Linked DNA regions of Mus musculus: regions 1, 2 and 3 are each linked to region 4. The links are chromatin loops, found by intact Hi-C in ENCODE. Cell type or tissue: heart. All regions are shown on one strand. Region 1 holds the start of Gm26583 (a long non-coding RNA gene). Region 2 holds the start of Pacs2 (phosphofurin acidic cluster sorting protein 2). Region 3 overlaps 9230104M06Rik (a long non-coding RNA gene). Region 4 overlaps Mta1 (metastasis associated 1).

Evidence for each region. Hi-C counts contacts between places; a loop is a spot of excess contacts. Peaks named below come from ENCODE experiments on the same cell type or tissue, not always from the same donor. Only the 100,000 strongest peaks of a DNase experiment are listed, where the experiment ranks them.
Region 1: it touches region 4 in a loop (2.2-fold over the local background); 2 of 42 quality-filtered maps call a loop at or near these places.
Region 2: it touches region 4 in a loop (3-fold over the local background); 14 of 42 quality-filtered maps call a loop at or near these places.
Region 3: it touches region 4 in a loop (4-fold over the local background); 14 of 42 quality-filtered maps call a loop at or near these places.

What each region holds. Positions count from the first base shown.
Region 1 is chr12:112,952,927-112,960,926 of GRCm38, forward strand. Brf1 (BRF1, RNA polymerase III transcription initiation factor 90 kDa subunit) reads right to left here. Exons shown (of 18, transcript NM_028193.3): 18 at 6,936-7,432. The coding sequence ends at 7,395. Gm26583 (a long non-coding RNA gene) reads right to left here and starts at 1,363. Exons shown (of 2, transcript XR_381995.2): 1 at 1-1,363. In heart, CTCF peaks have their summits at 3,099 (motif pointing right) and 5,548 (motif pointing left); DNase peaks (open chromatin) are centred at 3,095 and 5,564; H3K27ac peaks cover 1,379 bases.
Region 2 is chr12:113,010,920-113,018,919 of GRCm38, forward strand. Pacs2 (phosphofurin acidic cluster sorting protein 2) reads left to right here and starts at 3,589. Exons shown (of 24, transcript NM_001081170.1): 1 at 3,589-3,763. The coding sequence starts at 3,645. In heart, a CTCF peak has its summit at 4,407; DNase peaks (open chromatin) are centred at 1,112, 2,222, 3,382, 4,372 and 3 weaker places; H3K4me3 peaks cover 2,734 bases; H3K27ac peaks cover 2,788 bases.
Region 3 is chr12:113,001,470-113,009,469 of GRCm38, forward strand. It overlaps 9230104M06Rik (a long non-coding RNA gene), which reads left to right. Exons shown (of 3, transcript XR_001780729.2): 3 at 2,713-3,012. Among named protein-coding and RNA genes, the nearest start is that of 9230104M06Rik, 4.7 kb to the left of the region's middle. In heart, CTCF peaks have their summits at 1,439 (motif pointing left) and 3,718 (motif pointing right); a DNase peak (open chromatin) is centred at 3,742; H3K4me3 peaks cover 177 bases; H3K27ac peaks cover 397 bases.
Region 4 is chr12:113,099,492-113,107,491 of GRCm38, forward strand. The region is part of intron 1 of Mta1 (metastasis associated 1); the gene reads left to right. Among named protein-coding and RNA genes, the nearest start is that of Mta1, 5.2 kb to the left of the region's middle. In heart, CTCF peaks have their summits at 3,199 (motif pointing left) and 4,620; DNase peaks (open chromatin) are centred at 130, 1,340, 3,110 and 4,570; H3K4me3 peaks cover 1,039 bases; H3K27ac peaks cover 3,121 bases.

The DNA of each region.
Region 1 (8,000 bases), 150 kb before region 4:
ATCCCAAGTATGAGACCTGTCTCTTCTGGGTAAGACTTTTGTGCCCTGTTTTGGCCTGGCTCTAGGAAGATGTCCCAGTGTAACTCCTACATAACTCCCACTCTAGGGCCTCAGGATGTCTCTCCCAGCCCTTTCCACTCTGAGCGCTCCCATTCCCTGGGCTTATCTCTGAGCATTAGTGGACTGTTAACAGTAGCCCAAGGTATGCTGCTCCTGGCAGACTGCCCCTCCTCCTTCACTGAGGTGCACCCTTTGCTTAGCATAGCTCAGTATTGTAAGATTGTGTGTAAAAATGGGAGCTGGAGTTGGGGAGGAGAGGCCCTTGGCCCCAACATCCAGAAGGCTGGTGGCAAACTGGGGAAAGACAGGATGTTTGAGTGGGCTTTTTGTCTACAGGGGAAAGAAACTTGCTCTCCTTTGCAGAGGCCTTGTGTTCACCACAAAGTTCCTTATTTATACGAGCTGCAAACCAGCTCTTAGGGCTTCCTGCCTCTGCCTGCTGAGCCAGTGGAGAAGGTGTGATGGTTGCTAACTTGACACAACCAGTCACCTAGGAAGAAGCAATGTTAACTGAGGAATTGTCCCCACGTTTGGCCTGTGGGTATGTCTACATGGCATCTTCTTGCTGTTTGATGTGGGAGGGCACAGCTCACTGCAGGCCATGCCATCTGGGAAAGCTGTGCTGGGCTATCTAAGGAAGCAAGCTGAGCAAGCCTTGGAGAGCAGGATGGTGAGCAGCGGTCCTCCACGGTTCCTGCCCTGATTTCCTTCAATGATGGACTGTGACCAGGATGTGTAAGCCAAAAGAACCTTTTTCTTCCCCCCAAGGTGGGTTTGCTCAGCATTTTAAAATCACAGCAACAGGCTGGAGAGATGGCTCAAGGTTGAGAGCACTTGCTCTTGCAGAGTGAGCCAGATTCACTCCCCTGAACCCACACGATGGTTCACAGCGACCTGCAATTCTTGTTCTAGGGATCGGATACCCTCTTCTGATCTTTGCAAGCACTGAGTATGCATGTGGTACACATTCATGTGTGCAGGCAAAACATTCACATAAAATAAATCTAAAACTTAAAAAAGTCCAAAGAAAGCAAAGCACGATGGAAGGGGTGTAACACCTGTGTCCCGTCTGGCCTGAATATGGCTGTGTACAGCCTGAGCTTGTGACAATGCTCACTCCAAGTTCTCATTCTGAGTCACTGTCAATGAGCTGGTAAAGTTTGCACATTTGCCAGGAACATCCCCAGAAGCCCCCATGGGCTGGTAAGCCTGATTCCACCTCATCATCCTAGATATTTATTTTATTTATTTACTTTCAAGATGGTTTTTCCGTGTAGCCTTGGCTGTTCTGGAACTTGCTGTGTAGACCAGGCTGGTCTTGAACTCATAAGATCCATCTGCCTCTGCCTCCCAAGTGCTGGAATTAGAGGCACGGGCCTCCATCACCCAGACATCCTGGATCTTTCTGTTCAGAGAACCCTGTCCACCTTGTAAGCCCCTAAACATAACTGTACTAGAACCCATTTCTCCACATCTCTATGAGCCCCTGTCCAGATCCTTACTTGGAAGCAGCCCTTGCCTTCTCCACCCCACACCGAGCTTGTGGAGGGCACCTCCCAGCTCTCCAGCCCATTCTGTTATTCCCAGAGGAAGGCTGGCATGCTACTCTACCAAGTTGCTGCCTGGCTGTCTAGCACAGCCTCACTTCTACTGTGCTGGGAACAGGAGGTCTATCTGCCCTCAGCTCACCAAGTTTAACTTGGCCTTCTCTCCAGACTTCAACCTTGGACTAAGCTGGGGCCTCTGGGCCTGCCAGGCCTCCACCTAAGCAGCAGGGCTAGCATGGGCGCTCAGCTTTGCTGCCCAGGTGCCTCTGCTAACACCCTCTCTATTCTGCCGCCTTCGAGTTGGGCTGGGGCACAAGGTGCATTATGCACTAAAGCTCCTGGAGATGCTTGGAGTTCCTCTTTGCTCCTCCCCGGCCAGGGTCAGCAGGAAGGAGAGTATGGCAGGATGAGGCTCAGGACAAGCTGGATCCAAGGTCAAGTTGAGGATTTAAAAAGTGGGTGATGGTTGAGACGGGTCTCACCAGTTTGGGGCCACTGCTCTCATGGGTCTTAGCCAGGCCCATTGTTTGGGGACAATAGTTCCCCTGAGCTAGGTTCCTCTCCCAACAGGAAAACCATAAAGTCTGCCCATTAACACTGCCCACGGCCACTTTGAAGGCCTGGGGAGGCTTCAGGTGCCAAGTGTAGCCCCACCCATTGCCAACCTGCTCCAGCTCAGGCACCCTAGGGATGTCAGTCAGCCCTTCAGGCTCAGGGTACGGACACAGGCTCTGACCACCAAGGAGACATGGCCTACCTCACTAGGTAGAGCTCAGGAACATGTTGGGGGCTTAGCCCCCTATCCAAGAATCCTTCCTAAAACCCACAATGGGCTGGAGATCCTTATCTGCAGAGCTTACTCTCCACTGAATGGAGACACCCCCCCCCCAACCATTGTACCTAAAGCTGACTTGATACCTCAATGTCCCCTAAGAGGCAAGGGTACTTTTTGCAGAGTGGCTGAGTCCTGTGACAGGGTAGAGATAAGGGTTAGAGAACTGGGTCTCAACCTTCCCCATGCTGCAACCCTTTAATACAATTTCTCATGTTGTGGTGACCCCCAGACAGACATTATAGTCATTGATACTACATAGTTGTAACTTTGTAATTATGTAAATTTTATAATTATGAATCATGAATATCTGTATTTGCCGATGGTCTCAGGTGACCCTTGTGAAAGGGTCGTCTCACCCCCAAAGTTCTGTCCACAGGTTGAAAACCACTGTGTTGGAGGGTGCTGACTGTAGGGCAACAACCTGAGGACAAAAAAAAGCCTTGAACATGTGTTGTTGCTCTGGGAGCTGTGTGCTAGCTCATATCTTCGCCAGTCCTCCCACTAAGCTTGGCTGGTTCGGGGTACCCCCTATTTATGGGACTGCAGGGTAGGGGTGAGGCAGTGATGGGGCCAGTCTGCTGCACTGCCCAAGCAGTGACCGCACCCTTGATCTGTGCTGACTGTTAAGAGTGAAGGGCCTTCAGAAAGTAGTACTGCACACAGCCACCAGAGGGTGCAAGCCCAGGCTTGTGGCCAATCACATCAATTCACTGCAAATAACTGATGTATCAGTAAGTCCTGTACCTCTGAGGTTCAGTGCCAGGGTCTGCCTTCTTCATTTCACTGTGCCTTCCCCATTTCTGCCTAGCTGTCACCCCCACGCCCACCCCACCCCCAGTGTTTAGTGGTCCAGGGCAGTATAAGCTAAAAAAAGCTTGTTAGCTGTGGGCTCTGGTCTGACTCACAAAGCAATGGTACTGAATATTAAACTCCATCTAGGCCTAGACCACCAGGGGAGGCTCAAGCAGCTACTGTTTTAAGTGTACACTCTCATGAGTGACTAGATTCCTGCTCGCTTGCCTCCGGGATAAGGCACACCACCTTATAGGTCATATGAAAACCCCAGCACTGACAGGGATAAGCAGGTTTCTAGGAACTTGGGAGCACGCTACCTCCTCTAGGGTGCTCCCAGGCAGGGCTATACAGGGCTTTTTTGAGTTAGCCTGTTTGTTGCCCATGGATGGGCCCCTGCACCCTTGGAGGATGCAGATGCGGGTGCAGAGGGCCACACAAGCTTCAGGAGGTGCAGAGAATAGGACAGGAAGGAAGCCCCAACAGGTGAAAGTGGGGGCACCCTCAACAGACAGCACCATAGCCATATGCAACACTAACCTGTATTGTGTACGTATGTCACCTGGGTACAGCCACCCCTCACTCTGGGGTGCGTGCGGAGGCTTCCTTGGTGCCTCCCACCCCAGCAGTCACTGAAATGGGCTAGACTGGGTGGGGAAAAGCCAAGCAGGTGTTTTGTCCCAGCGAGCACAAAGTTTCTTCTGTGCCCAAGAGAGGCCCAAGATTTGGGTTACACCCTAAGACTTGGGCTAAGGAAGTCAGACACTCCCCGCTACACTGACTTAGGTAGGATTCTGGCATAGGCCCAGAGGAGGGGGCTGTGGGGCTGCAGGGTTGGGGGCCTACAGCAAATTAAGGTTATAGCAATCCATAGGGTTTAGGGGCTGATGGATCTCTTCACTAAAGTCAAGGTCTTCCAGGGGCTGGCCCAGGCTTGGCTCACTAGACTGGAAGGACTCCCAAGAAACCACCCTAGACCCAGTTCCAGCTACTGCCTAAAAGTCCATTGTCCACAGCTCCTGAGTTGGCCTTGGAAAAGGGAAAGAGAGAAAGAGGGAGTCCATTGGTTTTAGATTGGGACCCTGTCTGGTGTGCACACTTGAGCACCCAGAGCTCTACTGCTCTATGCTGAGAAGAGAGCAATTAGAACCCAGGCTATCCATCATGCAGGAAGCAATCTCCATGAGGTACCAAACAGTCTCCCTTTACTTAACTCCTGCTCTACACCTCTTAGAAGGGAGGCCAGAGAGAAATTCTGGGTCTAACAGGTATCCTAAGATGCACGTACCCCACTACTCCACTTCCTCACTAACACCATTGAGGCCCTGCTTCCCTGGTCTCTGGAGTTTCTTGTAGGGTACCTACCATCTAGAGGTATTACAGAGGCAAAGATATATCCAGCTAGATCCATGCCCATTCCATGTATTCTCTCACACTGTCAAGGTGTATCCATCCCCTGGTCCTAGACAGGTATCTGGGCAAAGGATGTGGCCAAACCTCAGTCTCCACCTTCTAACTATGTATAAAAGGAGTGCCCCAACCCCACCCCACACAGGGCTTGTTCCACTCCTGCTCAGTAGTGTACAGAGGACAAAGCACCTGATCAGAGAACCCAGGTCCAGGGCAGGCTGGACAGGCTTCTCAATGGGTACAATAGCTCAGGAGGGAACAGCTCCAAGTGGGAACAGTGCCTCACAGCCTTGCACGGCTGCAACTTCTCATTCTGTGGCCCAGTTCCCTCTAAAGACAGAAACACGCTCTGCCAAGCCTCACATGTCTAGGTTTACAGGAACCTTGCTGACTGCTACTGTATTGCCCCAGTGATCCTCAGTTTGCAGAGGATGGTGGCAACCATGAAGTACTAGGTTCCTCAGTTTAGGGGGCTGGCAAGACACTTGGATAGTGTACCATACATGTAGTGTCCCCTGCACCTCCCTCCTCCTGGCAGGAAGACAGAAGGCAGAGGAGGCTGGGAGATATAAGCTATCCTGTCTGCTCAGCACTCAAGTGTGCATACCACACAGAGTCTCAGTCTAGAATCCAGGATCCAATGGATTCCCTCATTTCCTAATTCCCTCTTCTAAGGTCCAGTGTGGTAAGGACTAGTTTTTCCCAGGAGGCTATCTGAGGCACTGCTCTGCACTCTGAGAAGACCCCAGGCAGGAGGATTCTGTTGTGATAACCCCAGTCAGAAAAAGCAGGCAGAGATGGACTAATTGCATGCACAGTGGGGTCATCCAGACCCAGTGCTCCTTGAGCTTCACACTAGTGCTGCTCATAGACACACACAAGGCTATGACCTCAGCTCAGAAGCATCCTGCCCATTTCACGGCTGCCCCCTACTGGGCCCTTCCTCCTCAACACCCGGCTCTCCCCAACCCAGGTCCCACATTTCAGGACACACACACACACACACACACACACACACACACACACACACACTTTGCTACTCACCTATCTCCTACGGACTGTCCTCACTCAGCACTGTCCACCTCCCTACACCCCTGTGTTCTAACTCTATCCGTGGTAGTGAGCAACTCATCTAACTACCTTACAAGAGCGCTCCAGCCTTCCCGGCCCTTGCTCCATTTTCCAGACCTTTCCTCCTGCTGGCTCCTGGGCAGACAAGGCACAGCTGGGGAGCAGGCCTCCTCCCACTTCTCCTCCCAGGGCACTTGGTTCTTTTTCCTGAGCTCCCACCTCCCACCCCTCACCCTGTACTCTCTCCATGCCACAGGCAAGTCCTGCTGTATAAAAACGTACAAACATACTAAAACTGTTCTCCCCTACCACAGTTGTGATCTCACTTCTGGGAAGGGCCTTTGAGCCTGGTTCCATATCCCCATACACAATCCCAAAGCATCGTGCAGTCTTTCCGTCACAATCACTTCCTACCTGTCTGACCATCCACTCATCTGCAGCCGCCACAACTCACCACCTCAGGCCTGGCCCCCACAACTCACCACCTCAGGCCTGGCCCCCACAACTCACCACCTCAGGCCTGGCCCCCACAACTCACCACCTCAGGCCTGGCCCCACAACTCACCACCTCAGGCCTGGCCCCCACAACTCACCACCTCAGGCCTGGCCCCCACAACTCACCACCTCAGGCCTGGCCCCCACAACTCACCACCTCAGGCCTGGCCCCCACAACTCACCACCTCAGGCCTGGCCCCCACAACTCACCACCTCAGGCCTGGCCCCACCTCCTGATCTGAAAGCCAAGTGGTCTGCATGCAAGGCTGCATCCAGGGAAGGGAGGCCGGAGTTAACTGCACCGAGGGCACTCTGTAGACCTTCTCGTGAAGAGGCCCAGGAGACAGCTTGCAGGCTTCTTGGCAGAGGGTTCTGTGCAGGAGGACTAAAGGTTCATTCTAACTGATGGGGCAGGGCCAGAACTCCACACAGACTGTGCTAGACATCAACAGGAAGCTGCACACAGGTGTACATGGCCTGCTGGTCTCACTTCCTGGGTGCTGCTGATAAACCTCACTAAGACGCTACTGGGTAGCCACAAGGACTCGTCCTAAGCAGGAGGCTGAGGCCTAAGATGCTCCGGGCAGTTCAAGACAATGAATGGACACCGGGAACGGTAGGAAGCATCCTGCCTGCAGGAAGCTGATGTGAAGTTAAAGGCACAGACCCCAGACTATGGTTGCCTAGTATAGAGAAATAACTGCCACATGTCTCTTGCTTAATACCTCTCTCCAGGATGGGAAGGACAGGGCAGAGAACACTGGCAGCAGGCTAAGCTGGCTGGACTTCTTGACTGAAGCCCTTGTGCTTCAATTTCCTAACGACAGGAGGACACAGTGCCTGCCTGGGGATTGCTGGTAAACAGTCACTAGCAGGCCAGGCCACGAAGTGGGATCCAGACCCAGCTACTCTCTGACCATGTTTCATTACACATAAACACACAGCTAGTTTCCCTTGCTGGGCAAAAATATCCCTTCCATTGCTCAAAACATGATTCCCAATAGTAAGTACAATGGTCCACAATGTAGCCACAGGAAGAGAGCTTCAAATAAGTGGGGCAGTGCTTGACTGGTAGAGTCTCAGAAATCATTCCTATGAGCCGTGGCCCCAGGGCCCATCTGACACCCATAAAACAGATACACTTGGAGTCCAGCACCAGGACGCTGCCTGGCCTTGAGTTCCACTCAGTAGCCATCATCTTCATCACCATCACAGCCGTAATCTGCAAAACAAAGGACAGCAGTGGATGTTCTCCTGGCCCAGCTCCCAGCCCCATCCCCACTGCTCACCTCACAGACCCCACCAACTGAAAACACCATTTCAATCTATCCCAGCTGCCTGCAGGGATGGGGGACTGGTGTGTGCCCTGTGGGGCAGCCTTGGCTCCTTGCTGGGCACTACAAATAGTATGGCTAAGCCATGACACTCACTGTCTACTGGCTGAGCAGCCCCTTGCTGACTCCCAACAAGCCCAGAAAGCATGCCCTGATTCACTGCAGATGCCTCATTGCTCTGTGAGCTGGGCCCTAGTCTTTGCCTTGATTCTCCTAGCATATTCAAGGGCCTCAGAATAGGGCTGGAGAGATGGCTCAGCGGTTAAGAGCACTGACTAATCTTCCAAAGGTCCTGAGTTCAAATCCCAGCAACCACATGGTGGCTCACAACCATCTGTAATGAGATCTGACACCCTCTTCTGGTATCTGAAGACAGCTACAGTTTACTTTGATATAATAATAAATAAATCTTTAAAAGAGAGAGAGAGAGAAAGAAAAAGGAAAAAAAGGGGCCTC
Region 2 (8,000 bases), 89 kb before region 4:
TTATGCACGTGTGTGTGTGTTTGTGAGTATGCATGTGTGTATTCATGTGTGCATGTGTGCAGAGACAAGAAGACAGTGTTGGATCCTGATGGAGCTGGACATGGATGTTGGGAAAGGAACTGTCCTCTGCAAGAGCAGCAAGCACTCTTATAGCTGAGCCTTTCTTCCAGCCATCTTCTTTCCTGTCTTAGTAAGTTATTTCTACTCCATGTCTAGCTTAAAAGCCAGGCCTTTTTCATGTCTTCTTGGTGGTTGCCAGGATTTTTAATCTAACCTGTACTATGTTTTCTCTTAAAGGCTAATAAGATCGTTTTTGAGTTTCTTTCTTTCTTTTAGATTTATTTATTTTGTATAGATGAGCACACCATTGCTCTCTTCAGACACACCAGAAGAGGGCATCAGATTCTATTACAGATGGTTGAGAGCCACCATGTGGTTGCTGGGAATTGAACTCAGGACCTCTGGAAGAGCAGTCAGTACTCATAACCATTGAGCCAGCTCACCAGCCCCTCTGAATTCCTTTATTACTGAGACTAAGAGCATTACAAGAGAACCCCAGCACCCTCGATAACATCTACAGTCCTGTTTCACTTTTGTAGACCATGTCTGCAACACTGTATTCAGCTCAGAAGGACCCAGGGTCTGGTGCTCTGCCATGAGCCTTGCTGCTGCTCACAGCCTCTCCTTGCACACCCACTTGCTCACCCACTTGCACACCCACTTGGCTTCTGAAGGTTACTTGGGTTCCTGGACACAACATTCCTTTCCCTGAAGTAGGCATGCGTGACCCACACTTCATGTGACCAGCGTATCTTCCATGTGTGAAATTTCTGTTTCTGCCTCCTTGATAGTGGCTCAGCTATACAGGCCTGAGCTGACTCTGAAACCCTGCCTCTGCGACAGCAAGGCTGACAGGGATGCAGGATATGAACTATGTTAACACAGAGCCACAAGCCACCCGGGGTCTTGGCAACTCATCAGATGGACTGGAGCCCAAAGTTAACAGTGCAAAGGAGGATGGACCAGAGAACAGCAGAAGGCTCGGTGCCTAGTGCCCACCAGAGCTCCTTCACTAAATAGATACACATGAGTATCTATTTAGTGTGCCCCTAGCATGGGCAGAGGCCTGGAGTCCCAGTGGTTCCTGTGCCTTGGACTCATTGCAAGGTCCCTGGACTCTGTGGGAGCTCCTTCAGGCATGGGCCATGTCATGCCTACACAGCTGTATCACATCCTCATGCCAGGTTCATTATCATTTAAACTCAAGCTAAGCAGATGAGTAGTTTCCAAGGAATGCATGGTCTGGAACATCAGCCAGGAAGCTCAGATTCCCAGTGTGCAGGCTGAGGGGAACCCAGTCAAAATCTGTGGGTCTGTTAGGAAGCTGGCTAAAACCTCTACTTCCTGCCAATGCCCGAGGCCTTTTCTGGAACCCCAAATTTAATTCCTCCCAACAAACAAGTGTCCTGCTGCTGAACAGACAGCTTGTTTTCAGGTCTTAACCATGGTTTATGTGTGCTGACTTGGGACTACAGGGCTCCGGAGGTCTCCCTCCTTGGGCCCTCTCCCCGGTCACCCCGGTTGCCCACCGAGGCTCATCCTGAACTAAGTTCCCATTTTAAAGGAAACATGGTAGGGGAATGCTACAAATGTAGAAGGGTAGGAGTCACATCACACCTAGTTCACAGGAAGACACATTTCCTGGCTTTTAAGGAAGTTGTCTTAGGACCTACAGTTTACAAAAAGAGAATGGAGACAGCCATTATTTTCAAATACAGAGGCCAAAGATCCAAATAACAGGTGAAACAGATTCAAACTGCTATCTAGTCACTTGGAAAACACTGGTCACCACTAACCCGTCCCCATGACCTACCTTAACAGCCCCCCCCTTCCCTTAGAAAGTGCAGACAGCATGTGTCTCACTTTCCTTCCATCTAAAGTGAGGCTGGGCAGATATATGTCATATTCATTGAGAACCTACAATGGTGTCCAGTACAAGATGGCACAGCTCAACCAAGGCCACTGGTGCCATGCCCCGGTATGCACAGCTTGGTCACTCTTATTTCCTCCCTTGACCCTGGCTGCAATGCCTGCCTGGCGCACACAGACACAACTCATCAGACAGCCCATTCTTCTGCCTGCAAATGCACCCTTGGTCTGTCCCCAGCGCTGTCTGCCAATTGCTGAGGTCAGTGGATGCTTGTCTTTTGCTTCCAATCAAAGGCAGCCTGTCCACCAAGGCTGATGAAGCTCGGTGAACACAGCCTCTGGTTTCCTAGGTACAAGCCTTACTACTGGCCCCAATAGGGCTGCAATGTCAGACAATATTCATTTCAGCTGGCCACAGACTGACAGACCCTCTGGACTTTGTTTTACCACCCCAGCGAGTGAGGAACATGAGGAAAACACAGGTCCCCTTGTTCTCTTCAAAGCAGACTCTGGCTTTAAGCAGCTGCAGCTGTTTGCAGCTCCCATCCTGGAGTTACAGCAGGAGGCTGCCTCTGGCAGAGGAGCTCCAAATGTAGATGGCAAGGGGTTGGGGTGTCATAGCAGAGGAGGGACCACCCCCACAATGCCTTCCTGGGAAGAAAGGCAGAAAACAGGACTATTGGGTAAACCTGAAGGGCAAGGAGGGACAGCCAGGTCAGATTGATTTGAGTTAGAATTGTTTCAATAAGCTTACTAGAAGATAATAAGACATGGAACCTAGCGGGAGAAAGGCAATTGTGTAAAGCCGTGGATACAAAGAAACAAGACATGCCAGAAAAGCTTTTCCCTAAATTTGTTGACTTTGACCAAAGACAGCCAAAAAGAGGGGGAGGGACATCTGCCACTGAGAGCTTCTTCCTGAGGCCCAGAGCCTAGCCGGCCTTCTCCAGGCCATGCCTGGAATCCCCTGCCTACTGGGCCCTGCAGTCTGATCGGCCACCCGCCCCTCCTATTGGCCCAAGTTCACTGCGAGCAAGGGAGAATGCACCCTGTACCAAATATTTGAGATGCTCTTGAGAAAAACTTAAAAATAAATAAATAAAGCACTGCTGAATATAGGAGGAGGCTGGATGGGCGGAGGTTGCTGGATGGGGCAGCTAGGGAGGACAGATGGTGGCTGAAACTCCTCAAGGAATAAGGGTGGGTGGGGCCTACAGAGTGCGAGAGCCAGGCCTTAGGGGCCTGTGCGGGGACACGCAGGATGGCAACCGGATGAGAGTCACCGGGATACATGGTCACGTCCCTAGGCCCGCGGTCCGCCGCAGGGAGCGTGAGGGGTTCGTAGACCTGGTCACTCCCGCAGCCATCACGTCGCTCGCCTGAGTCCCTGAGAGGGGCACAGCCTGTGCGCCGCCGCGCGCGCTCGCTCCCGCGGCTGGGCGCCGGAGACGCCCTGGGGCGCGCGCCTCACTTCCGGTGGGCGGTGATTGGGTGCGCCGCGCGAGCCCTGCCCCGTCGACCAATAGGCGGCGCGGTGCGGCAGGGGGCGGGGCGCGGGCGCAGCCTGGACACCGCCCGCGGGCCTGCCGGACTCCCGCCGCCCGCCGGCGCCATGTGACCGCGCCGCCGCCCTCCGCGCGCCCGGCCCGCCCGCCCGCCGCGCTCCCGCGGCCCGGCGCAGCCCCAGGCCGCCGAGGGACGGCGGGGCCGGCGCCATGGCCGAGCGGGGCCGCCTCGGCCTGCCCGGCGCGCCCGGAGCGCTCAACACTCCGGTGCCCATGAACCTGTTTGCCACCTGGGAGGTGGACGGCTCCAGCCCCAGCTGCGTGCCCAGGTACGCCCCCGTGCTGCGCTTTGTCCGCGCGCACCTGCCTGCGGGCCGGGACCCCGCGCCCCCGAGCGCGCGCGGGTGACTGCAAGGCGAGGGCCGGGGCGGGGCAGCGGGCCTGTGGCTCGCCCGGCCGGTGCTCTGCCCGCACCTTGACACCTGCGTCCCGGGCCGGGCTGCGCAGCGGACCTCAGGCGGTGGAGCTCTCGGCTAGTGCCACAGCTCTCCTCCGGCGTGCAGCGGCACTGTCACACCCCAGAGGCCTGGGCCTGAGGCTCCCGGGACACGCCGCTGTCTCCTCTCCATCTACCCTGCGGGTGAGGTCTGCGCTCTCTTCACCTGTCGGCCTTGTGTCCGGCGTTGTGACGAGAGCTCCCGAGACCGTTGTACTCTTTGCTTGGAGCTGTTAATTTTGCCGTTGCACAAGCCTGGTCTTTCTCCCCTGGGTAGGCGACCTCCTCCTCGCCCCGTGGAAAGGGTTAGACAAAATTTACCCGCTGGGCGGACACTGTGGCCACCCATCTCTGTGTGGACTACAGCTTCCCATTCTAGTGCCCAGCTTGAAACTTTTGTGATTTCTTGACTTGGCTCCTACTCGGGAGCTTCAGCTAGTGAGAGAAAAGAGGAACTCTAGACACCAGGTTGAGGGCGCTCCAGGCTTCCCTCTGGGGAGTCAGGGAAAGTGGCCTTATCACCAAAGAGCCTTCCAGGCACAGAACTTGGACAGTGTGCCCTGGAGGGGGATCTGAGTAGAGAGATGCTAGGAAGGAGAAGGGGAACTTTCTGTGTTCTTTCAGCAGGCCTCTGAGTGTGGTGTTGGGGGTACAGAGGCCACTAGATAGTGGTTTTACCCTTCTAGAATGCACAAGGCCCTCTGGGTCTGTCTGTGGCTTTGGGAAAGGAAGGATGGATCTGAGGGGCATCTGGAGGACTGAGACCTGAGGGTCAGCTTTTGCCTCAGTGGGAGCATCTCCCAGGCCCCTAAAGCAGGGTGGGGGGAGGGAGAGATGAACTGATCTCCACACTTAATTCTGGCTCTCTACAGCATTGCCCTGAGACTTCACACTGGCCCTTGAATTCCTTTAGCAGTCTCTGAGTTCCCTTAATGAGAGCCAAGGGTCCCCATGCCCCCCACCCCATACACCAGTCAGCCTTTCTCTTTCTCCCTCCCTCTTCTGTTCCCCCTTCCTTCTTTTTCAGAAACACTGAGGCTGTTTGAACTCCTATGCTCTTGTGATCCACATCCCCAACACACACTTGAACTTCTTTTAGAGTTAGAACCGCAGATACAGGTAGCACACTCACCTAAGACTGGAGCCTAAACCTAGTAAGGAAAGGGAGAGAGGCCATTTCCTTTAAAGGTGGACGATTTTTTTTTTCTTTTGAGACAGGGTTTTGCTTTGTAGTCATGAATGGCCTTGAACTTGTTTTTGTAACCCAGGGTGGCCTTGAGCTCTCAGTCCTCCTGCCTCTGCCTCCTGTGTACAGGGATTATAGGCATGCGCACCGTGCCTGCTGTGGTCTGTGTTCTTGAAGATCCTTTTTCCACAGGAGAAGGTAGGGGTCAGGGAAGGCTGGTGGAGGACAGGCTTACACAGAGAGGAAGATGTGAAAGGGGTGAGCAGCAGCAGGTGTTGGGGTGCTCTGGGTGTTGGGCTGGACAGAGACTTTCTCTGGAGGGGTGAGGACCTTGGTCAGGTGGAGCAGATGTTCTGTGTGTTAAAGTATAGAGTGTCAGGACAGTGTTGCATGTTTTCTGACCTGTGTCCTCCTCTGCTCTGCTGCCAGAGGTGCTCACCCTCAGGACTTAGCACACACCTTCTGCACTCAGTCAGCACTCAGCACTCACCCTCAGCACTCAGTCAGCACTCACCTTCAGCACTCATCCTCAGCACTCAGTCAACACTCAGCACTCTCTCTCAGCACTCGCACTCAGCATTCAGCACTCAGTCAGACTCACCCTCAGCACTCAGCACTCACCCTCAGCACTCTCTCTCAGCACTCGCACTCAGCATTCAGCACTCAGTCAGACTCACCCTCAGCACTCAGCACTCACCCTCAGCACTCTCTCTCAGCACTCGCACTCAGCATTCAGCACTCAGCACTCACCCTCAGCACACACCCTCTGGCCACTTGCTGTGCAGTGCTGTGCTTTGGGCACTCGCTGCAGACAGGATCAGGATTGTGTTCCCTGGTTCCCTGGTTCCCTGCTGGCTTTGGTTGTCTTTCCCGAGCTACGGCTGTGCTGGTGGCTGACGCACATTGATTGCTGCATACACTCCTCAGAGTGATAACACCTGGATTTCTGCTGCGGGGTGTTGTCAGGTTTTACCTGGCTACAGCTCTGCCATGGCCACCGCAGAGAAGGTTTTCTTATGAATCTCCTGTGTGCATGCCTGTCCCTGAGGCAGACAGGACTGCCTTGATCACGTTTTGTCAAGTAGGAGGATTTAGGGGTGTGGGTGTGTGTTCGCTTGGTGTTACTATTCGGTTGCTTCCTAAAACAGTTGTGCCAGCTCCAGCCCCCATCATCAGGGCGAGAATCCTCACTGTCTTGCGTTCTTGCCAGGCTGGTGGGTGTGAAACAGTGCTGTGGTTTTAGTTTGAGTTTCTCTGATTATGAATCTAGACCATTTGTATTTCCTTGTTAGTGAAATTCAGTCGTGTCTTTTGCCAATTTTTCTTTCTCCTTTTTCCCTACTTGAGTCTTAGCAAATTCTATAGGGGATAGTAATCTTTTCTCACCTTATTCTATAGGGGATAGTAATCTTTCTTTTCTCACCTTCAGCTGTTGAGATGCCCCCTTCAATTAATTGCCTGTATCTGTCAGGGTTGCCCTGGCGTATAGGGGTGCTGAGGTGGGGGTGGTATCCTTTCTCCTCATTTGCTTGAGTTTCAGTTCTCCTTCTTTCCCTCCCGGAGGCGATGAGACAGCTCTCTGTCCTGTGGAGAGCTGGGTGCTAGGCATCCTGGGGCTGGTGGGAGGGAGGACCCAACTCCTGATAGTCAGTGGTGACCCAGCAGTGTTGCTGAGTTCACCTTGCCTCAGCAGCGTGGTGCACCGTGCTGCTGGGGACAGCCAGCATCTTGCCCGTGCCCTACTGCTGGGATTCCAGAGCCCTTGCCCGAGTCTTTAGCTCTGTGGACCTTTGTACTTCCCACTTGAATTCTTTTCTAGCTGACGCTTACTAACACATTTTCCAATCTCTGGGCACCTGCTTAATATTGTTCACAAGCCTCTGTTCTTACCGCTGCTGACCTCTAGTCTCTATCTTTGGCTTACTTCAGGAAAGGTGGGACTCTTAGTATCTGGGCAGCAGTGTGGTCTGAGTACACACCATTGTAGGTGTGTGTTTGTGGAAGGCGCAGACATCTCTATCATCCCAGAAAACAGCTCCCATCCTTCTTTGGTCCTCCACCAGCTATGGATTCTCACACAGTCTTCTCCCCAGAGAGCCACATGGAAGGAATGAGGCCGCCTTTGATGCATCCCGTGCTTTTTTGTCAAGAGACTTTCCTTTTTGTTGTTACATAGTACTCCCTTGTACAAATGAACCTACATTGGATGTGGACTTTGGATTCTTTGTAGTTTCAGGCTGTCATTTGGTTACTATTGTCACAGGGCTCATTGTGGACCTGGGTGGCTGATAGCAGCAGTGGAGGGGGGTTGGTACGTACAATTTCATAAGCAAGCTCCAGTTTAAGGTGAAGGCCCAGTCGTCTGCTCCCCGAATGGTCCTGGGCAGTGTGGTAAGATTTTCTTAGACTCTTTTTGGAGATGTGTCGTACCAAGAGTTTTTCCACGAGTGGCTGCATTTCTGAATTGGAGGCTGGCTCCTGGTTTTTGCTGAGAAGGATCTGTTTTCCTCATTAAGCTGAAGTGTCCTTCATGCGGTGGAAGTGGATGCTCATTGCCAGTGTTTCTGCTCTTCATGGGTGCACTCTGTGATTTCACTTGACACTGGTCTCACTATGCTGCTCAGACTGGCCTCCTGAACTCAAGTGACTCTCCTGCCTCAGCTTCCTGAGTGGCTGGGACCACAGGTACATGTGTGTGCCCAGCTCTGAGCAGGGGTTTTGATTTTGGTAAAGCCCAGTGTTTTATTTGCTTCTCTGTCCTGTCTTAGAAACTTCAAGGGTGTGAATGTTCTCTGTGTCTGGCTTTGCCACTGGCTGGGTTAATTGTGACTGTGGCTTCAGATGGGCTTTGCCCGTGCATTCTCCTGAGCTCCACTGGCTCCAA
Region 3 (8,000 bases), 98 kb before region 4:
AAACTAAGAGGGAAGCATTGTAAATATGCAGACTTCTGATCAGCTTGCAAAACCAGCGTTATCAACACAATTTAGAAGAAGAACAAGAACAACAACTTGGAAAAAGCCGATTGTGTTGGTGCACACCTTTAGTCCCAGCACTCCAGAGGTAGGGGCAGGTGAATCTCTGTGAATTAGAGGCCAGCCAGGACTCTGTTTTATACATAGAGTAACCCTGTCACAAACAAACAAACAGAACTTGGGAGGGATCTCCTCAAAACATAGCAAAGGAAGGGTTGGTGAGATTGCTCGTCAAGTAAATGCCAAGCAAATCTGTCTGCCTTGCTTGAGTTCAATCCCAAGAACTCTGGTAAAGGCGGACTGAGAGAATTTACTCCACAAAATTCTCTTTTGACCTCCACACATGTACCCTCTCACCATCATGTGCACAATACATATTAAAGTCAAATGGCAAATGAAGGAATTGAAGGATTTGGAGTGCTGCACAGTTCCTGTGCTCTCGAGTCACCCCAAGGGATCCCAAATCAACATGTCATTGAATGCCTCAAAAGGTCCAGGACAGCCAATGGTATGTCCGGAAAAAAAACAAAAACAAAGCAATACTCCAGAAACCCAGAGTGAAGCACTCACAGGAGCTCCTGGTTCCCTATACAGTTGGTGTCTTTAGGAGATAACCATGGTCAGAGTCCCAAGGTGGAGGACCAGGGTCCTTCAGACCTCCTCACAGATGCCCCTGAGCCTTGTCCCTTCTCAGTGACCCCAATGTACATTGCAGTAAGACAAGTGCTAAGAAGGGAAGAGCAGCAAGTTCTTCAGCCCCTACAGAGGAACCAGGTGGAGCCCTATCTTCTTTGGAGGGCCTGGGGATGCTTCCCTGCCATTCTATCTTGAAAAAGGCTCACCCAATCTGAGTCTTAAAGAGCAAGAATATCTTGCTCTGCAGGGGATAAACATGAAAAGGTGAGCTTATCACTCATGAATGCCATTGTGTAGAGAGAAAACATAGCTCAGAGCTGGGGGTACCCCCAAATGCTTCATCATGGAGAAGTATTAGGCGTACCACAAAGAGAAGAGAGTGCCTGTGTTAAACCCCTTTGCTCTGCACAGATTCTGCTATGGATTCTGCTATACCACTGCTTTACCCAATCCACTCATTAGCCTTGCGTCCTTCCATTCCCAAGTTTGTATGACATAGTCAAGCCCTTGCCACAAAACAGTCCCAGCACACACATTTCCTTGAGTTCAATTCTTTTTCTGTTTCAATAAAACTTGTAGAATATTTGTTTGCTGGGACTACCAGAACAAAGTGCCCCAGACTCAGCGACTTGACTTTGTCTACTCTTGGAGCTGGAGAGATGGCTCAGAGGTTAAGAGCACTGGCTGCTCTTCCAAAAGGTCCTGAGTTCAATTCCCAGCTACAATCATCTATAATGAGATCTGGTGCCCTCTTCTGGCGTGCAGGTATATATGCAGACAGAATACTATATACATGAAAAAGAAATTAAACCTTTTTTTTTTTTTTTTTTTGGTTTTCCTGGACAGGGTTTCTCTGTGTAGCTCTGGCTGTCCTGGAACTCACTCTGTAGACCAGTCTGGCCTCGAACTCAGAAATCTGCCTGCCTCTGCCTCCCAAGTGCTGGGATTAAAGGCATGTGCCACCACTGCCCTGCAAAAATTCTACTTTTGTGATCTAAAGGCTGGAAGTCAAGGTATGAACAAGGTCTTTGCTCCTGAGGCCTTGCCTTCTGCCTCAAAGGGTACTCTGTGTGTGTCTGTCAGTCTGTCTCCTCATCTTCGGTTCTTTTTAAGGACACAGCCATAGGACAGTAGATTAGCACCTTTCCTAATGACCTCCTGCTACCATAATCACCTCTCTAAAGGTCACCTCTTCAAACATGAACAGGGCAGGGGCAGTTCATAGTGAATGCTCAGGTCTTCCAGGAGCCCAGTGAGCCGTAACAAACCAGCTGGAAGTGATGTGCTCGGTGCCTCGGTGGCTCTGTGGCCATCAGTGCACCAGGTGGACCTGTTCCTCAAGCATCCAGCCGGCTTTGGGGCTTAAATATGGCATTAACACTAGGTTGCTGCGGGTGGAGTGATCACCCTGGGTGAATGCACAGGAGTCGCTTCTTGAGGTTTCCAGTGAGAAAGGGAAGCTGCCCCTCAGGTGTCTCCAGTGCATGCCCTGCTACTGCAGTAACCCGTCAGAGTGAGCTGGGAAACATGACATGGGGTGCCTCAGCAGTCCCGGCAACAACATAATTTAAATGAGTTTTCCTACATCCCAAATCCATAGGCGACTTTGTCTGCCTTGTTTTGTGTTCCTTCCATCTTTTTCACTTGATGTCTCTCATTTTCCAAACCTGAACTGTTTTTTGTTTGTTTGTTTGTTTGTTTGTTTTTTGTTTTTTAGCGCTCTCGCCTGTCCCTCCCCAGTTTACCATATCCCTGCCAAATATGTCTTCCCAGTGGCCCTTGCCCACCTGGCACACACACTCCAGGAAAAAAGGAGATGACCTTTCCTGCAGCCTCTTGGCCTGTGGCTGGAGGCTCTTTCAAGCTCCCCGCATTCTTTTTAAAAAGGCTTGGATACTCTTTCACTCCAGAGTCTCTCCCACATTTCTGCTTGCTCCAGGATACAACCTGACACTGAGAGCCCACTCCATCTGGCCTGCGATAATCTGAAAGTCCCCAATTCCTGTTAAATCCCAGGGCTCAGTGTGACCGCATCAAGTAGAGATACTGGCTCAGACCTGTAATCCCAGCAATCGAGAGGATCACGGACTTAAAGCTGCCTCAGCGACATACAGACCTAGGGTCAAACGTATGACCCTATTTCAAGAAGCAGTTAAATTGTTGCTTTCAGAGCAGAAGGATCATTTTCGTTAACAAAATAAAATAACCCTACAGAAAAGCTATCCTTTCACTCACTCTGATGAAACAGGATTGAACACCTGTGTGCTGTCAGGGGTATTGTGTCTTTTATGACTGTCATTGGCTGTTCTCTGTATTAGGACCTTGGTATTTTCCCATATTCTACATATGTGTTTGCATCACTATTTCTACTGTGAGAAACACTAAGGAGCATGGAGCATTATAATTTAAACCCAAAGGTCCCTCGGATTCTTTTGGGGGGGGGCAGACTTGCCTTGAAGTCCCGATATCTTGCCCCTGACTCCCCTGAGTGTTAGAATCAAAGTTGTGTGCCACTCCGTCTGGTCTTCCCTCCTATTCTTAAGCCTAGGTTAAATGTGATCAGTAAGTTAACAGTCATGGTGTCTCATACCTTTAATCTCAGCACTTGGGAGGCAGAAGCAGGCAGATCTCTGTGCATTTGAGGCCAGCCTGGTCTGCACACAATGACTTCCAGAACAGCCAAGAGCACATAGAGAAACCTGTCTCAAAAAAAAAAAAAAAAAAAAAAAAAAAAGACATAAAATAAGGTAAGAGGATGATGCCTGCTCGACAGCTTTAATCCTTGGCTTTTCACACCATCGCCTACCGTGACTGTTCCTGGAGAGCAACACGGAGAGCTCCCTTGCATGTCCAGTGGGTAAATATGTCATGGCTGATCTGTCATTTCCCAGTTATCAGACATACCCCTCCATAAGCTCTCCCTTTGAAATACCACACAAACCTGCAATGCCACAGACTATGTGCAAATGCCCAAGGTAGCTACCAACCAGAAGAGGGCAGCTCTGCCATCCTAAGGTGAAGGATGAGGGAGCCCACACTCCTGAGCAGAGTAACCCAGGAGGTGGCGCCCGCCTCTGGGTGAATTGAGATCATGGGGAGAGCTGCAGGCTGGCCTTTGCTCTGCATTCACCTTCATCACATGGGCAATTGAGGTGGGCATCGTGATTTACAAAGAAAACAAAAGCCTATTTCATTCTTTGTAAATATTTTGTCACTTGTATTTTCCATTGTCTGACAGATGTGAATGGTTTCCCAGGGTTGTAAGGATATCACCTACTAAGTGAGTGTATGTTTCCATACTGATGGTGCTTGGCTGGTACGGGGGAAGTGCTGGGGCTGCCCTTGGCTTATTTTTCCAGGGCACCTAGCTCACCCCTGTCAGCGGCTCAGCCACAGCCTATCCTGATTTATCTGCCACAAGACATGCTTTTATTTTTCTGAGACAGATTCGTGTGATGTAACTCTGACTGGCTTGGAACTTGCTCTATAGATCAGGTTAGCCCTGAACTCATAGCGATCTGAATGCCTCTGCCTCTGGAGTGCTGGGATTAAAGGTGTGCAGCACCAGAGCTCCACAGCTGGCTTGACTCAGAGCATCCTTTGTTCCCATCTCAATATTCTTCACTGGAGTTAAAAGCCATGAAAGACGAGAAGAGAAAGGAAAGCAACAGAACCGATTGCATTCGGAGCACAGAGGTAATGCTCTCCTAGCACAGTTTATATTTTCTTATGGCAGCTTGAATTCCTGTGCGTCAGTATTTTTGAGAAAAATGTATTTGGCACACATAATCATGTATTGATAGATACTTTCACATACACACATTTACATATTTGCTTTCTTTTTTAAGCTGAGTAGGATTACATTTTCTACTTTCTATAGTTTTTGCTGTTTGTTTTTGAGACAGGGTCTCACTATGTAACAACCCTGGGTTGTCTGTTCTCAGATCTTGAGGTCTTAGTTGCTGACTTCCTACCAGACACACTGGAAGATGCCTCTGCCTTTCTTCAGTGTAGCAGTAGAAATGGCACTGTCCCTGCTAGCCTCTCCGAGAGCAGCACTGTCTGGCTGAGTTCTAGCCTCTCTTAGCTCTAGCATCTAAGTTTTAGCATCTTAGTTCATGATGAGGAGCAGTGGGTGTAGGATGTTTGTTTGTTTAATGTCAATTCGACACAAACTAGGGAGCCACACCTGAAGACCTGTCCTGGCTGCTTTGACTGAGGTGGGAAGACACACGTGGGCAGCACCTTCAGGTGGCAGCCGGGAAACAAAGGGCTTCAGAAGGAAGGTAGGCCATCTGGCTCTTCCCCCTTGGCCTTCCCTGGTGCAGCTGAGTTAATCTGCCCTGTTGTGGCTGCTTCGGGTTCCCTCTCTGACATCAGAACAAGCTTTCATCTTGGACTAAGGACTGGGGTTGATAAGACACCCACGTTGTGGACTGTCCCCAGTGAGAGACAGCCATTGTGGAATTACTCCCAATATTGAAGCACCCAGCCTCATGGAACAACTACCTGGGTCTCAGCTCTCAGGTATGGCTCTGCTAAGTGATACCAATTTTTTGTTTTTGTTTTTGTTTTTTTGTTTTGTTTTTCGAGACAGGGTTTCTTTGTGTAGCCCTGGCTGTCCTGGAACTCACTTTGTAGACCAGGCTGGCCTCAAACTCAGAAATCCACCTGCCTCTGCCTCCCGAGTGCTGGGATTAAAGGCGTGCACCACCATGCCCGGCTAAGTGATACTATTTTAAGCTGACTTAAATTCTCATACTTGCTTGTGTGCGTGCATGTGTGTGTCTGTGTGTGTGTGCATGTGTGTGCGCACACTTCTGTGTGTGGCTCACTTCTGTGTGTGGCTGATCACACTGGTTATGTGCCTCTAGAGAATGCTGACTATGCAGAGTTTAAGAGTCAAGGCAGTTTCAAGAGGTGCAATGGTATTGCCGTTCTTCTAGGTGAACTCCCGACACCATCAGACTTTTCTGCTGCCCTTGTAGTTCTACAGGTGTGCCTGGGAGTGCTGAGTACTCTCTCAGTCTCCCCACAGAGACTGAGTGGTGGGTGTTGCTCCCTACTCGTTCCAGGATCCACTGGAACCTAGGCACAGGCTCCCTGCAGATGCCAGGGAGAAGCCAGGGAAGCTGCTTTCCCTTCCAGGGGTACTCAGCCAAGTTGGAAGACAGACCCTGGGGCCCACTAACTGTTGCTGAGGCGACCTCATGGTTGGGATCACTGAATGCTCATAGGAGAGGGCCCTGGAAAGCTAGTTTTCTCATCACATGGGAAAATGCAGTGAGAAAGTTCTATGAATCAGGGAGGAGCTCTCTTTGATCTTAGACACCTCAGCCTCCAGCACTGTGGGCAGCACATTTCTCTTATCAACCAGTCAGTTTATGGTGTGTTCTTTTTTTTTTTAAGATTTATTTATTTTTATTTATATGAGTATAATGTAGCTGTCTTTAGACACACCAGAAGAGGTAATCAGAACTCATTACAGATGGTTGTGAGCCACCATGTGGTTGCTGGGATTTGAACTTAGGATCTCTGGAGGAGCAGTCAGTGCTCTTAGCCGCTGAGCCATCTCTCCAGCCCCTTATGTTGTGTTCTTAAACTTCTTGAGAAAACTTGCTGGACAGTGGTAGCAGACACCTTTAATCCCAACACTCAGGAGGCAGGGGCAGTTGGATCTCTGCATTTGAGGCCAACCTGGTCTTCAGAGTGAATTCAACCTGGTCTACAGAGTGAGTTCTTGGATAGACAGGGTTACACAGAGAGACCCTGTCTCAGAAAACAAAACAAAAAACAACAAAAACAAACAAACACAAGAGAGACAAAGAGACACAGAGAGACAGAGACGGAGAACTTAATGTGTATGGGTATTGTGCCTGCTTGTATGTTTACACACCACGTTTATGTCTGGTACCAAAAGAGTCCAGAAGAGGCTGTCTGATTCCCTTAGCTGTAGTTGCAGATGGTTGAAAGATGTTTTGTGGGTTCTGGGAATCGAACCCAGGTCTTCTTCAAGAGCAAACAGCGCTCTTAACCATGCAGCAACTTCTCAACCCCTATGGCATTTTCTTACAGCAGCCTGACTTACAACACACTATGTATGCAAAGCATTTGAGTCATTGTTTGAGGGTTAGGGGCAGAGACTCCTCCTGACTATCTTATGACTCTGAATGCTGTTAACTTTGACTAGTTTCATCATTTTTCCAGGTGTTCCCCTTGCATTTCATTGGCTTATTAAATTCTGCCCACAATGGCAACATTGTCTCCTCCTGTTTTAAAGATTTGAATGACATGGGCTAATGTAGCACAAACATGATGCTAGTCTAAATGCCCACAGACAGAGGGCAAAGTAGGTTGGTTACAGTTCATCCAGATTGTGGGATGTGAGAAAGCTACTGTACCTCCAGTCCAGAAAACATCAAGGATTGAGGGTTTGTGGCTTCCTGACAAGTGTCAAACATTGTATATGGACCCCAATCCAGATTTCAAAAGAAAAGCAAAAGAATGTGGACTTGTAGACAAAGAAGGTGAAATCCAGGCATGGCAGCACGCACCTGTAATCCCAGTAGTGTGTGGGAGGGGGAATGGGGACAGAGAATCTGAAGCTCTAGGCCAGACTGGGCTACAGAGTGAGGCCTTAGAGAGAGTTGGGGAAGGAAAGGGGAGGAGGAAGGCTGGAGAGGGTACCTGCATGGTAGGTTGGGCCTGGGCTGAGTCTCCTGTTCCCTGCTTGCTCCTTTCAGTTCACTCTGGGCCTCCAATACCAAGGCAGACTGCACTTGCCTCCCCCAGTCTTCATGTGTGTTCAGAAACCTATTGTTCACCAACAAAGCTATTACCTATTGTTCACCCTCAAAAGAAGGCAATACATTATAAAGATCACATGATCTAAATGTAAAAATTCCCAAAGGGCCTGCATAGAAGCACTCAGAACTACCATCCCTGTGACCTTGGGTCTAGCAGAGAGACTGTGAAGACACAAGCTGGTAAGCAGAAGTAGCAGAACACAGATCCAGGCCTTTTCTTTTCCTTTCTCTTTCTTTTCTTTTTTCTTTTAAGACAAGGTTTTTCTCTGTGTAGTCCAGGCTTTCCTGGAACTTGCTTTGTATATTAGGTTGGTCTCAAACTTGAGATCTGCCTGCCTCTGCCTCCTGAGTGGGATTAAAGGCATGCACCGCCACTGCCCTGCTTCTGTTGGTTTCATTCTAAGCTGTCTCACCTAGGCCTTTCAGTCACCCAAAAGTGATCAGGCTGAGAACATTTGGGCTCCTGGACTGCAGCTACCTGGGGCTAATGTTGTGGCT
Region 4 (8,000 bases):
CCCCGACCCCTGAGTGCCTAGGTCATTTCCTTCCATCTCACACCAGCGGGACCCAGCCAGCTCAGTTCTGTGGCTTGGGGCACAGGGGTGCAGCTATCTCCACACGGATGGCTCATCCTCCCACAGCAGGCCTCCCACAGCAGGGGCCTCTCAGGGAATCCCTGATCTCACACCTTTGCTCTCTGCCAGGACCTGCCACAGGTCATACAGCCTGGGGTCATATGAGGAGGGGCTGGTCTGTGAGGATTCAGCCTTGCCAGCCCCAGAGGGAGTGGGCCAGGTCACTGGATGCTATAGGCTTACTGGCCTGCTTTCCAGGGCAGAGGCTAGCTCCTGGCTCCCCAGGGGGCCCCCTTCCAGGTGTTGCCCCTTATTCTGCCCAGTGAACCATTTTTGCAAGGATCCCCCTTCCTGTTCACCATGGTTCCTGCTGATATGGCTGCTGCTTCCTCGGGTTCTACCTCTAGTTCCCTCATTTCAGAGGTTCTCCTTTGCCCGTGAAAGGCTCCCATTATCCTGGTCCCTGACCCTGCTCTCTATCTGGACTTGGAGCCCCTCCTCCTGGTCACAGACTAAATGTGGATGAATCTCTTCCCCCACTAGCAAAACTGGGCTCTGCTGAGAGTGTGCTGGAGTGGAAGACCACCCTGAAACACCCATCACCACTCCTGTATGACCCTGACCCCTGGGCCACCTCCACCCCCCACCCCTCCTGGTTCTCATGGTTTCTGGCCCATGATGGCATGTCATATGCTGAAGAAATGAATAAATAGCATGAATAAATAGCAAAAGAGTGAAGGTCTGGGCTCCTGCATCTGACTCAGGCAGTGGGAGGTGGTGAGAGCGTGGAAGGTGGTCTGCAGGGCACTGAGGTCTCAGCCCGTTTCCAAGAGTCCCACAGCTGCCTGCCTGGCGGAGGGGCTATAGCCAAGGCCCTAGCAATCTGGTGAGGTCCTAGACTGGCTCATCTGTACCTGTTTCCCCACGGCGTGGCTAGAGATCCATCCCTGTTTTCATCCTGTGTCCTATATCTGCTCCTCCAGGACATAGCTGGTATCCTGGAGTGTCTGAGGCCCCATGAGGATAGGTGGCTGGACCCTGAGCCTGTGTGTCAAGCAAGTATGTATGACTAAGGAGTAGGGATAGGTCTGTGTTCCTATGTATATGTTGGCTGCCAAGCGTGGTCTGGGGTACCATCTGTATTGCCTGTAGTGCTTTGCAGGGTAGTGGTCCCCAGAGGGTATCCATGGCAGGTGAAGGGTCAGCCCCTAAAGGACTTTTTGGATAGGGAACTCTAGTGCCATCCTGGGAGCCCCAGCACGGCCTTGCAATGGTGCTCTGGGTGGTGGCTGTTGGCTTCCTGCCCCAGTCACTGCTTGCCAGATTCTCAGGCCCCCAGATGAGAGAGGACACACTGTGGCTCCCTGAGCAGGCCTTGGTTCAGTCTGTTGTCTGGGCTCTGGCCCCCTGGGAAATGTGTTCTGAATAGTGGCTGGTGGAGACCTAGGTTGGGGTATCTCTGCCCCCACCCCACCCCCTTCTTGGCACACGTGTCAGGTTTAAGTTTCAGGAAAACTGCCTTGCCCCAGTGTCCCAACTGTGAAGGCATGTGGACAGGAAAGATTGGGATTTGCAGCACAATGTTTGGGCGTCCTGTACTCCCTGGCAAGCTTGTCTGGAAGACGTGTTAGGGTGGGTTAGGCCGGTGAAAGTATGGGGGAGGAGGTTGCAGGAGCCCCAGAACACTTGGGCCAAGAGGTCAGCCAGGGTGGAAAGATAGACTGCATCTTAAGAGGTGGGCTTGCCAGGCTCCTGCCAGCGCCTGAGAGCAGGGGTGGGTGTTGGGTGAGGGTTTGAGAGGCTGTCCCTACTGAGAGCTTGGATTAAGGCTGAGGACATCCTAGGGCAGGCACCTGTGTTTCTTACCTGTGTGTCTGTTGTAAAATTAGGTGGCATTTTTGAACAGAGGAACAGAGATTGCTTTGAGTCTCCCCACGTCACAGCTGCTTCTACGTGGGAGCTTTTTTTTTTTTTTTTTTCTTTTGGTTTTTTTGGAACTCACTTTGTAGACCAGGCTGGCCTCAAACTCAGAAATCCACCTGCCTCTGCCTCCCAAGTGCTGGGATTAAAGGCGTGCACCACCTCCACCTGGCTACGTGGGAGCTTTTTGTCTTTAATTGAAGGGCTATGGCCATTCCCTTTGCAGTATTTTTTTCCTCTCACCGCGAGAAGTTTAACCCGTATTCTTTTGAGTGGCTTTGTGCTTGTGGAACGTTACAGGAAGCAACAGCCTGCAGGCCACAGACACATCACAGCTGCCCCTGCCCTGACTTGTGTGGTGTTTCCTATGCCCAGAGCCAGCCTCTTGGTTTCCTACCTTGGGTTTTCATTTATATCATCATTTGTATTTAATCCTGGTAATAGACACTTTTGTTTTCTGCTTCAGTAGGGTTTTTTTTAATTTTTTTCTAGAATTATATATCTTATGTATGAGTACAGTGTAGCTAGCTGTCTTCAGACACACCAGAAGAGGGCATCAGATCCCATTACAGATGGTTGTGAGAGCCACCACGTGGTTGCTGGGATTTGAACTCAGGACCTCTGGAAGGGCAGTCAGTGCTCTTAACCGCTGAGCCGTCTCTCCTGTCCTTATTTTGGTGTTTTGAGACAGGATTTCTCTGTGTAGCTCTGACTGTCCCGGCACTCACTCTGTAGACCAGGCTGGCCCAGAACTCAGGGATATACTTGCCTAGAGTCAGGAAGCAGGGGCCAAGTCATTAGGAGCCATGCTAAACAGGAAGGGTGGTTGGAGTGCTGGTATTAAAGGCATGTGCCACCATGGCCTGGCCAATTGAAACTTTTGGACTAAAATATTCCCATGATTGAAAATTCTAGAGTTGTGAGGGAATACCTATACTGTGAGCAATGTGCCAATTTGAGGAGCCCGGTGGAGGCTTCTGGGCTCTGCCCAGTTCTTTGCCACAGCACTTGTAAGGAAAAGCCCACAAGTTTTGACCTTAAGCCTGCATCTTTAGCAGTTGTAGAAGTAGGCCAGGCCCAAGGCTGCAGCCTGTCTGTGGAGCAGCATGGGACCTCTCAGCCTCTGAAGCCATTGAGCCATCATCTGTGCTGAAGGCTGCCGGGCAGAGGCCTCCCCATCCTGTTTAGCCTACTAAGCGTGGCTAGCCTGCCCCCTTGTGGGGCCAGAGGTGGGTTGTGTGTCTGCTATTGGCTTTCTGAATTATTTTGAGAAGGAACATTTTAGCATTAAACTCCCGTATTAGCAACAACTAAAACAGAAGTAAATGGTCCAGAGAAGCAGCTCTCGTGGTTAAATCCCAGAACACGAAGCTTCCCTCTGTACTGGCGCCGACCTGCAGGGACCTCCACGACTGACTGTCCCTGAGCAGGGTCCTGGTGCCCCATGAAGCAGGATTTCACTCGGACGTGGCATAAGGGATGCCAGGGTGAGTTCCTGGGACAGGCATAGGCCCCTCTGTCCCTGGTTGGCACTACTGAACACCTGGGTACTCCTGGCCAGACATCAAGCTTGGTCCTGCCTGACTGGGGCCGGCCAGTTGCTCCTCATCCTTGTCCTGTCCCAGCATGCACTCTGCTTCAAACCTGTGTTCTCAGGACATTTAAGGTCACACGCAGAAAGCATCTTTCCTTGCTTCTGGGCCTTTATAGAGTTCCCCAGGGTGCCCACAGAGAGTGATGCAGTGGGGCTCCCTTAACGGCACTAGGCAAAGTCTTTGTGGACCTCATATCAGCGGGCGTGTGGAGGAGGGCTGCTGGGATTGCTTTTATGGGAGGGGACCTGGGAAAGGCTCTGGCTCTGGACATTAGCATATAAGATAATGTCAGATGTGGTCCTGAGCAGATCTGATCTACTTACAGCCACTTAGGGAACCTGTTACCCAGTGTCCTGCCCTCAGCCCCTGCTGTGCCCACAGGGCCCTGGTGGCCTAAAGTCTTTGTGTGTGCTCCACCCCCGGCTATTCCACTTCACCCCCCCCCCCCCAGGGGCCTTCAGGACTTGGGAGTCAGGGTCTGCTCCTGAGATCTAGGGAGACTCTAAGGTTCATATTTAGGGTCCACAACTGCAGGGTGCTGCTGCAGTTCAGGAGGTTCACAGGCAAGTCTGCTGTGTGCAGGGGTAGCGTGTGATATCCTGAAGAACCAGGGTCAGAGGCAAGGTGTGGGTTACTCGTATGGTAGGGGAGTTCTCAGTGTACCCCACACCCACTTAGGAAATGAACCACAAGGCCATTTTTCATTGGTCAGCAGAATCCAAAACAATCTGTTGGTTCATCCCCGGGGCTCCGTGTGGCCTTCCTGGGCCGTTTGGCTTCTTGTGCACACTGGGTGCCACTGCTGGGGGTTATTGGTCATTTGTTCTTGCAGGTAGGGTCTTGGCCTCTTCCCCATTTTAGATTTTGCGGGGCCAGTGAGATGGTCGTTCCCTGTACTGGCTGCCCTCCAAGGTCATGACTATGTTACCAGAGGCCTTCTGAAGTAGAGTGGAGGCCAGGCTGAGCTAGAAGACTCAGGTGCTGGCTGGGTGACAGGACGATGGCCAGGATGAAGTCTAGTGCCCCTAGAGGTGGAGGCTTCAGCTTACAGGAGTGCCTAGGTCGTCAGGCAAGAGGAGTGCATGGGAGACCCGAGGCCTTAGCATGCATGTGGCTCCCGCAGGATCCACCTCTGAGCAGTCTGTCCGTAAACTGGGAATGGACCCTGCAGGGTTGATGCTGTTGCAGATGTTGCTACCCTCTGTGTCAGAAGGGAGGGGGAGGGGTCTAAGGACCCATAGGGACCTTGGCTTTTGACTGGGAGTACAGAGTCCATGTTTGGTCAGTATCTATGGTAACAGTAGGGGGTGTGGGCTCTGGCGCCCACCCACCAGCCAGGCCAGCTGCCCCTGAACTCCTGAGTTTATTTGATCCTCTTGCCTCAGCCTTCTAAGTGCTAGGACTGCAGGTGTGCACCGTACCCAGTTAGGTCTGTGCTTTTTGGCAAATGTCACTACAGATATTTAGGACATTCCCATAATCTACACATTTCTGAGTCTTCTTTGCTGGGAAGTCTCCCTTCTCTTAACTACTCCTGAACTCTGTACCCCAGAGTGTCTGTCTCATAGATGGGACCATCCTTTAAGATGGCTGCTTTACCACTCTGGATTGGCTTTCTCTTCTGAGGAGTGCTCCTCTCTGGGCGTGTCACTGTGAATCCCCAGTCCATGAACTTCATGTGGACTTCAAGGTGAAAAACAACAGACATGGGTTCTTACTTCTCCTGAGTAAAAATGTATGATTGTACAGTGAGCTCAGGAGTTCAAGGGCACCTGGTCTGGCTAACAGCCCTTGTTTCCCGCACCCCCCCCCCACCCCCGCCCAGAGGCACCAGAACCCACACTCGTGTGCCTTGCAGTGGTGTGGCGGGTGTGCAGGGTGCCCTTACTGTTTTAATTGGAGCTCCCTGGTGAATGGTGTCCGCTTCTCATGAGTTCTTATTGCCATCTGTATGCTGTCCTTTCCCTGCTGTGTGTTCTGTTTGTTTGGTTCTTTGAGACTGGGTCTTGCTATTTAGTGCACTGTACTGGTAATCTTCATGCCTCTGCTGTGTGGGATTAAGTGGCTACCATGGTCTGCTGTTTGATTTTTGTTTGTGTGTGTGTGTGTGTGTGTGTGTGTGTGTGTGTGTGTGTGTGTGTGTGTTTAGACAGAGACTCTAAGTGTCCCTGATTGTCCTGGAACTCCCTGTTTGACCAGGCTGGCTTTGGATTCAGAGATTGACTCACCTGCCTCTGCCTCTTAGCACTGGGATTAAAGGCGTAAACATCCATTGCCTGGCCTTTCCCTGGTGTTTAAATTGGATTGTGTTCTTACTGTCATGGACTGTGAGGTGATTATTTATATATCTTATTATTTTGTGATGTGGAAGACTAACCAAGGGTCTGCTTATACTGGATAAGGGCTGTTCCACCATACCCCAGCCCCTTGAGTTGGTTTATATTCTGCATTTCAGACCTCAGAGGACAGAGGTTGTGTGCTTTGTGCGTGTCTCTTAGAACCCAAGATCACAAAGTCTTTATCCTTTTTTATTACATAATCCTTAAAAGTTTGCGTTTGACTTTGGTGTCCATCTTGTTAGTTTCTTTGTGAGGGTTAAGGGCCTTTGTACTTTAATGCTTGTGTCCAGTTCTCCCCACTGGGTCACCTTGACAGCAGTGAGGATGTGGGATGCTGGTATTGGGTTGGTCGACCCGACCGTACAGTTGTTCGGTGATCATCTGGCAGCTTTTGTCAGTGCAAGTCTTGGCCTGGAGCTTACTGTAGTGTTGGGAGGGATTTTGCTGGTGCGAGCCCTCCCTCCAGCTTTGCTCTTTACAGAACAGTGCCTTCTGTCCTGGTTCCTGGCTTCCCTGTCAAAGCCTTGTTGGGCTTTGTTTGTTTGATTTCTCGCTGTGTAGCCCTGGCTGTCCTGAATTCTCTTGTAGACCAGGCCTCAACCTCACAGAGACCTGCCTGCCTCTGCCTAGGAGTACTGGAATAGAGCAGCGTGTCACCAAGCCTGCTCTTGGTTGGTTGGTTGGTTGGTTGGCTGGCTTTCTGGTTTGGTTTTGGTTTTTCGAGACAGGGTTTCTCTGTGTAGCCCTTGTCATCCTGAAACTCACTGTGTAGATCAGGTTAACCTCAGACTCAGAGATCTGCCTGCCTCTGCCTCTGCCTCCCGTGCTAGGATTAAAGATGTGTTCGACGACTTCCCTGACTGTTGCTGATTTTTTTTTACTGTGTAGTATTTTACATTTATTTATGTAAAACACAGGTGTGTGTGTGTGTGTGTGTGTGTGTGTGTGTTGTGGGATGTGCATGCGTGCCAAAGCACACATGTGGACAACTTAGGGGAGCCTGTTCTTTCCCTTCGACCATCTGGTTTCTGGGAAAATGAGGTCAGGTTGTAGGGTTTGACTGTGAGTGTTCTTAGTTGCTGGCCCTGGCTTGTTGATTTCTACAAAGCAAACAAGTTAGTGAGATTTGGATGACCCTGGCTGATGGCAGGGCCTCTTGGAGACTGGCAAACTGCATTGGCAAACGGTACTGCCTAGGTTTGTGTGACTCACGATCTAAGAATGGCGTTTACATTTTTATGTGGTTGAGGGGGAAAAAAATCACAAGAATACTTTGTGACATGAGATTATATGAAATTCAAATTGCTTTACCCATAAATAAAGTTTTATTGGAACATGGCCACAGAAGCTCCAGTGTGGCTGGTTCCGAGCCACACCGAGGAGCCTGTCTTCCCAGGCACAGAACAGACCACTGAGGCTTTGCCATCAAACATGGGGTGGGGCTGTCACAAAGCAGCCATCCAGGTCTCCATGGACCACTGGTTGGGCATGCTGTGATTAAATAGAGCTCTAATGCCCTCTGCCTGGAGACCACGCAGACCTGTAGCTGGGGGGCTCAGTTCCACCAGATCCCCACACTTCACAGGCTAGTTGTGCATCCATGGCTGTAGCCTGTGCTCCTGACTGAGAGCTTTGGATCAAGGCTCCCATGACACTCTTCAGGTTCAGTTAATTTGTTGGAGCAGCTTGCAGGGGTAAACACTTGTCCTGTTTGCTGCCCCATTACAAAGGACACAAGCACACAGATGAAGAGCTGGAAGTCCCAACCCCTGATCCTGCCTGGTCTTTCAGTAGTTAGCTCTGTGCTTGGCAATGCCCTGTGTGTGTGTGTGTGTGTGTGTGTGTGTGTGTGTGTTAACCATCTCACGGGTGTCCTGTGATGTGCTGGGTACCAGAGAGCCTCAGGTATATGGGTCTATGGGTCTCCTGTGTTAGTCAACTTTTTACTGCTTTCACAATTTGAGACTACCAGTTTACAAGGAAGAGAGTTTATCTTGGCTGACAGTTTCTGAGGTTTCAGTCTGTCAGTTGTGTTGCTGTTGGACCTGTGACACAGCAAAGCATTTGAGTAGAAATGTAAGATGTC